Linked DNA regions of Homo sapiens: region 2 is linked to region 1. Evidence: chromatin contacts called from ENCODE Hi-C or POLR2A ChIA-PET data. All regions are on one chromosome and are shown on one strand. The core of a region is the stretch at or near the end of the contact, and the rest is flanking DNA. Distances in the headings are between cores, read along the strand shown. Region 1 has its middle 32 kb from the start of THOC2. Region 2 holds the start of STAG2 (STAG2 cohesin complex component).

What was found. A loop is a pair of places that touch in the nucleus more often than their neighbours do. ChIA-PET counts read pairs that join two places held with the same protein, here RNA polymerase II (POLR2A). Pooled maps may share reads with other maps.
Region 2: a pooled map shows a loop between it and region 1 (9-fold over the local background). The contact joins the promoter of STAG2 here to the enhancer-like site in region 1. A Hi-C loop is called at or near these places in 7 of 50 pooled maps. POLR2A ChIA-PET finds 5 or more read pairs at or near these places in 7 of 52 experiments (A549, Caco-2, GM12878 and 4 more).

The regions. Positions count from the first base shown.
Region 1 is chrX:123,763,519-123,766,950 of GRCh38, forward strand. It overlaps the pseudogene MEMO1P4. Among named protein-coding and RNA genes, the nearest start is that of THOC2, 32 kb to the left of the region's middle. Within about 2 kb of position 1,618, at least 20 of the 41 ENCODE cell types and tissues checked have a DNase peak (open chromatin) inside an H3K27ac peak, as active enhancers do; they include HCT116 and OCI-LY7, where a contact is called at or near this core.
Region 2 is chrX:123,960,447-123,963,933 of GRCh38, forward strand. STAG2 (STAG2 cohesin complex component) reads left to right here and starts at 1,260. Exons shown (of 35, transcript NM_001042750.2): 1 at 1,260-1,410. It overlaps STAG2-AS1 (STAG2 antisense RNA 1), which reads right to left and starts at 895. Exons shown (of 2, transcript NR_130770.1): 1 at 743-895. RefSeq lists enhancers at 1-141, 840-889, 2,318-2,417, 2,508-2,767 and a silencer at 1,210-1,349.

The sequences.
Region 1 (3,432 bases), core at 368-2,867:
TCTGCCTCCCAAAGTGCTGGGATTACAGACATGAGCCACCGTGTTCAATTTATTTTGATTTTTTTTAAGTGTTTTTTTTTTTTTTTTTTTGAGATGGAGTCTTGCTCTGTCGCCCAGGCTGGAGTGCAGTGGCTCAATCTCAGCTCACTGCAACCTCCGTCTCCCGGGTTCAGGTGATTCTCCTCCCTCAGCCTCCTGAGTAGCTGGGACTACAGGCTCGGGCCACCATGCCCAGCTATTTTTTGTATTTTTAGTAGAGACAGGGTTTCACCATGTTGGCCAGGATGGTCTCAATCTCCTGACCTCGTGATCCGCCCACCTAGGCCTCCCAAAGTGCTGGGATTTACAGGCATGAGCCACAGCGCCCGGACTATTTTGATTATTTTTTAAGAAAATTTAATTTTATTTCTGATTATTCTAAAAATTTGAAAATTGGCCTTGCACTTTATGTCTGCGTATTATTTAATTTTTCTAGTCTTTTAAATTAAAATTGGCAAAAGTAGTCCAGGCACGGTTCCTCATGCCTGTAATCTCAGCAGTTTGGGAGGCCAAGGTGGACAGAGGCCAGGAGTTAGAGACCAGCCTGGCAAACATGGCGAAACCCTGTCTCTACTAAAAATACAGAAATTAGCCGGGTGTGGTGGCGCACCTGTAGTCCCAGCTTCTCAGGGGGCTGAGGCATGAGAATCGCTTGAACCCAGGAAGCAAAGGTTGCCGTGAGCTATGATCGTGCCACCACACTCCAGCCTGGGTGACAGAGCGAGACTCCGTCTCAAAAAAAAAAGGAAAAGAAAGAAATGGCAGAAGTATATGTCCACAATAATTCTAAGTTTTAAAAAACTTGTTCTTCACTGCAGATATTTTGAAAAACACTATCTAGAATGGACTAGATAACATTGAAGTTATTTGTTCTTTAAAGGTTAGCTAAAATTGGCCAGGAGCAGCGGCTCACACCTGTAATCCCAGCACTTTGAGAGGCCGAGGTGGGAGGGTCACTTGAGCTCAGAAGTTCAAGACCAGCCTGAGGAACATAGTCTCTATTTTTTTTTTTTCTAATCAAAGCATTAAAAAAAAAAAAAAAAAAGGTTAGCTAAAACTTAGCTAAAACCCAACTAGACCTGGTGACTCTCCATTCTCTTCTGTGGTTATTGCTCTTTTCAGGTTCTCTACTTCTTGGGTCAATTTTGGTAGTTTATAGTTTGCTAGGAAACCAGTCATTTCTTCTACATATTCACATTTGTTACCCACAATAGTTTCTTAAAATTTTTATCATATGGCTGTGTTTTTATCGACTTGCTCATTACTAATATTTTTCCCTCCTTTCCCCTTCTTTCCTTCTTTTTTGTTTTTTTCTTCCTACCTTAGGCTAGCTGACAGTTTGTCTATTTTATTAGTCGTTTCAAAAAAAAAAAAAAGCCAAAAAACACCTGCTTTAGGGGCTGGGTGGGAGGGTCCAGTCCAGGGTAGAAAACTGGGTTAGTTGAGAGTCGGCAGATGAAGCCAGTGTGAGCCGAAGGAAAGGAGCGGCGGAGGCGGCTCAGCGGACTCAGCCCTGCCAAGGAGAATTCCTAGGGCGGGACCTAGAGTTTTCCGGGCCCCATCTTCCGACGTCGCCGCCCCGGATGTCATCTTATCCTCCTTTGTCTCCGCCTCCCCCCTCTCCTCCTCCCGCGCTGGGCTCGCGGTGCCTGGTTCCTCTTGGAGCCGCTTCTTCCGCCGCCGCCGCCGCCGCCGCCGCCGCCGCCGCCACTCGGTTCATCCTCCTGCACCAGATGGCCAATCGAGTGATCAGGCTGTACACAGTGGTAGTCAGTCTCAGGACCTCAACTGAAAGCACAGCTAGAAGGGCGACTTTCACAGGGTCGGTTAACAAAAAGATTCTAGAGCCATTATCGCACTCCATGGGTCTTTTTGTTGCTGGTGCTTATGGCCTTCCCATCATGTGTTCCCTGTCGATGTGCACTTTCTGGTATGGATAGACACAGGACACCTCTGTATGACCTCCCTATTGAGCAAAAGATGTATGGAGAATCAAAAATTGAACACAGTATGACATACATTGGCCTTATATTGTTAAAGCCATGGAGAACCATAAGGATGAGCTTACCACCATTTCTGTACTGGTTGGAACTTTCAGTGAGTCAAAAGAAGAGGAATACAGGAAACTCTACAATACGTAGCTAGTGCAGCACTATCCAATAGAAAGATAACATGAGCCAAAAATGTGAGCTATGAGTGTCATTTTGAATGCTCTTGTAGCTACATTAGAAAAAGTTAAACAGGTAAAATAAATCTTAATAGATTTATTATTATTATTAAGTCTCGTTCTGTGGCCCAGGCTGTTGTGCAGTGGCACGGTCTCAGCTCACTGCAACCTCTGCCTCCTGGGTTCAAGCAATTCTCCTGTCTCAGCCTCCTGAGAAGCTGGGACTACAGGTGCATGCCACCACACCTGGCTAATTTTTGTATTTTTAGTAGAGACGGGGTTTCACCATGTTGGTCAGGCTGGTCTCAAACTCCTGACCTCAGGTGATCCACCCACCTCAGCCTCCCAAAGTGTTGGGATTACAGGCGTGAGCCACCGTGCTCGGCCAAATCGTAATAGATTTAATATTATATATCCAAAATAGATCATAATCAATTAATATGAAAAATATGAGATATTTTACTTTTTTTTTTGCATTCTAAGTCTTTGAAATCTTGTCTGTTTACACTTACAACACATTTCCAATCAGATTAGCTTCGCTGCATTCCAGGTGCTCAATAACAACCACCATTTCGGACAGTGCAGTTTCTTCTATTTCTGCCATTGAGGTCAAAAGTTCTGGACAGTTACTCTGCTCAATCTTTAGGAGAGACTTAGAAATATATTGACTATCAAGCCAGGCACGGTGGCTTACGCTGATTTTGATCTTGGGGGACACTCAAACCTCAAACTAATAGAATGTTCTCTTGTTTTCTAGCAGGAGTAGCCCTTTTAAAATATGAATTGATTACAAATTTCTTCCTCGTTTAGGGCAGTGGAAGAAAGGCCAGCATGAAAATATGTTGATTTACAGTTCCCACCATGGCAGGCAGCCCTTTAAATGCTACTTGTTTTTTGCCTAATATATAATTTAATAGATCCTAAATATCCACTCTTTGAAAATTTGTGCACATGTATTCCACTTGAACAATTTTGCAAATTGCACAGAGACACAAAACGGTGGAAGCATTAATAGGTTGAATTTACTTTTTTAAAAGCCAGCTTTTGGGTTTTGGCTCTACGCATTTTTGTTTATTTTTGTGATAGAAACAGAGAGGCATTACTCAGATCCCACTTCATGAAGGCTCTCACTGTCCAGCTTCAAGGAGTTTGGTTAGCTGTTACTGCCATCAGCTGTTAGTAGCTCCAAGGTCAGACCACCTCAGTTTTTGAGCTGAAATCATCCT
Region 2 (3,487 bases), core at 10-2,509, 200 kb after region 1:
AGCCAGGCGTTGCAGTGGCAACTCTCTGCCGCTAGATGCCGCTCCCTCCCAACGGGAGCCGGGCGCGGGTTCGTGGCCGACAGATGGCGCCTGCGCGTTCCATTCGCCTCCAAGTCGCCGAAGAGCGAACACCCCAAACAATCCCGAAGCGCCACCAAAAAAAAAAAAAAAAAAAAAAAAAAAAAAAAAAAAAAAAAGAAAAAAAACCCCGCCGGATCCGACCGCCACTTTCAAAACCCCCCACCGCTCTAGAACCGCGGGAGCTTCCGTCCCTGAGTAGAATTCGAGGGTGTAAAGAAGAGGAAGGGGAAAAATATCTTGTACCAGCCCAGGGGTGAAGAAGCCCCCGGCCTGAGAAAGAAGGAGGAGTGGGGGAGGCGAACAGTCTCGTTGCTGCCTCTGTGTACGCTGAGGGGGGAGGTAAGTTATAAAATGGCGGAGGCGAAGCTTCTAGAAGTTTGGAGGGGCACCCGGAGGGCGCTTGGCCCACCGTGAGGTGTGTATGATTGAAACAGGGCGAGAGAGAGGAGTTGGGAGGGAAAGAGGTTGGGCACTCTGTTGCCATTGAATTTCCCCTCTGCTTTCTTCGCCCCCATGGGGGGCAGCCATGGAACGGGGGGCAGAGTCCAGGCGGGAGGATCTTTCTCGCCCCCGCGGCGCCCCCCGCCCTCCTTTCTCCCTTCTCCCCCCAAGTCGCTACCCCAACACTTCCAAGGAACTTCCAGCCCCCCTTCCTCCCTACCTCCTACTCCTAGAGTGGCTTTCTACCGCAGGGCTCTTCTTTTCGACTACCCTCGCTGAAGATTTTCTCTTCCTTCCCTCGCCCAACTCTCCCTCGGGGCCTCTACGGAGACCCCCCCCCCCCATGGGTGGCCCAAAATGGAGAACGCGGAGCAGCGCAAGATGGAGGCTCCGCTTCTCTGTGTAGCAGTAGATTTAGGTTCCTTTTCTCCGGCAGGCTCCTAAGCCTAGGAGAGCCCGAACTGGAGGTGGGGTGGGGTGCGAGCCGTAGTCGGGGGAGGAAAGCCGGGAGGCTGTGGTTGGGGTGGGGGAGAGCGCGGTGTCGCGGTGAGGGGAAGGCAGAGAGCAAAATGGTGGTGCTGGGAACCTAGGGGGGAGGGGAGAAAGGAGGCTCAGTTGTGTATATTTGGGCCTCGGACCGAGGGAGGCGAGGGAAAATCTACTCTGATCACACCCCTCCCTCGTGCCCCCTCCCTTCTCCCTTCCCCTCCTCCCTTCCCTCCCTCCCCCCTCCCTCCCTCTCTTCCTCCCTTCCTAGAGAGGGAACAACATTCATGTGACGGGCCCCTCTGCTTCTCCCCCGCCCCATCATCTCCAGCGCGTGGTGGGGGAACTGCTGGGGAAGGCGATTGGCATCGATCTCTCCATCCCTTCCGAGGCCCGACTTCGGTCAGTTTTCTTCGGGCAACAATTTTCTAAATTGGCTGGGGTCTGGCGGTGTTGGCCCCCGCGCGCAGACCTTGCCCCGAAGGGGGCCCTGCCTGCCTGGCATGGGCGGAGGGGGGAAGGGCGGGAGTGGAAGGCTGTTTGTTGGGGGGTTTTGGCGCCACTTTTGTTTTAGTTTTAGTGCTGCTTTTCATTCCCACCCCCACCCGCACTGTCTTTCTCAAGGCACGAACTGAGCTGATCCTTGCCCCAGGTAGGCAGCCTGTGCGTTTTCACTCCACACTTTTATTCTTGCTCGGGGTCGACTTTCTTTTTTCTTCTCCCCTGGATCCGGAGATCTGCGGACGGCGATTTTGGGACGAAAAGGGTCGGATGGGCCGTGGGAGAGAGAAGGTGTGGGAAACAGCATCAAGTAGTTCCGCAAAACTTTGAGCCCCGTTCCCATTTTCTTTTGGCCTAGAATTGTGAACGTATTGTTGATTTCGGCCTTTTTTTCCCCCCGTCGCGAGAATGTCTTGTTTTGCCTTTAGTTTTTTATAAACCGCTGTACTTTCGACATTTAGTTTCCGCTCCCCCTTGGTGCATATGTCATTTTATTTTTAATCCTTAACTGTAATGGGTTATCGTGTGATTTTCGTGCTTCAGTGCTCGGCTTTAATTTTTAATATTGTATTAGTAGTTTCATCCGGTTTGTGAGACTTTCTCTTCCGTGGCCTAGAATGTTTTTTATGTTGTTGCCTACCACCCCTCTTCCCTCTCCCTCCTTCTTTCTCTTGGATGTAGTTTTTAAATTGAGGGCCATGGTGTTGGATTAAATGGTAATTTACAGTTTACATGATATATCTATTGGAAACTTTTGATCTGTAAGGTTAGATTTAAAGTAAACGAGGCGCTTGTGTTGGTTTGCAATGGTTCCTTAAAATGCGCGGGCCACCCCCTTCTCCCACCATAAAGCCCCATCTTCCCTTCACACTGGAGTGTAAATTCCATACCCCTTTTCTCCCACGGACCGCCGTATTTCGCAGCAGCCACACCCTGTATTTGTCTCTGTGGATTGGACTCATTATCAGCTTAATTTAGTGACTCTTAAACCACCATGATGGGACTTGCTTAAGCACGAAGCTTCTTTTCCTGTTTAGTCCTAGTGGTTAGTGTCGAAAGAGGAATCATCGAGGTTTCTTGATGAAACCTAGTGCGGTCCAACCTCTGCCTTTTTTTCTGTTGTCTTTTTTCCTACTCCGGGCTGTTGGCGGTGTCAGCACCGCTGCTGGGGGCGGGGGTGGAGGGGAGAAAGAGTCGGGTTACCGAAGTGCGTCATTCCTGGCTCTAGCAGGGCCTGCTCGGGAGCTGCTGGTGTTTGTTACTGTCCTCGCAGCACTTTTCTGCCAACCTTCTCTCTCTGCGTATTGGTTAGGAGCAAAAGCAGGAGGCGGTCTCCTAATTCTGTCTGTAGCCTAGCGCGTTGCGTTTAAGGGTATATCTGAACTTATTTTGTTAAAAAAAAGGCTCTGGGAAGTGGATGCATTTGTTTAATGACATATAATTCAGGTAGTTTAGGCTTGCTCTCATATACTTTCCGATGAACAGTGGGGTTAATTTTCAACATTTTCAACCACTTAACGTTAAAATGCCTGGTTTTCTTTCTACATTGATATCAATCTATAATTAGGGATCAGAAGGACCAGTTTAAGGTATATAAGTGTTCAGCAGTTTTTCAAGTGGTTGAATTGCAGTTTTATGACACATTATGTTAAATAGTCGATTTTTTTTTTTCATTTTGAACTAAGGTGCCACGTTAAGTAAGTTAATTGCAGATGTTTAAGTTCGTTTTCATCACATTTCCCTATTTGTCTTTTTAGGTATAATTTTAAATATGCCCTTTGGGTTTATGGACTTCATTAAAATTCTTAAAGATGGTTATATCTTTGTGTTTAACTGAATTCTTAAATTTATCACCTACCAAAGAATTGTGTAAGGCGTAAGGCGGCTGTATAGTTACATTGTTGGATTTTGACTTAACATGCTAGTTTTTGATACTTTTGCTATCTTTGGGTAGAAGTGTACTTAGAGAACATAGTAT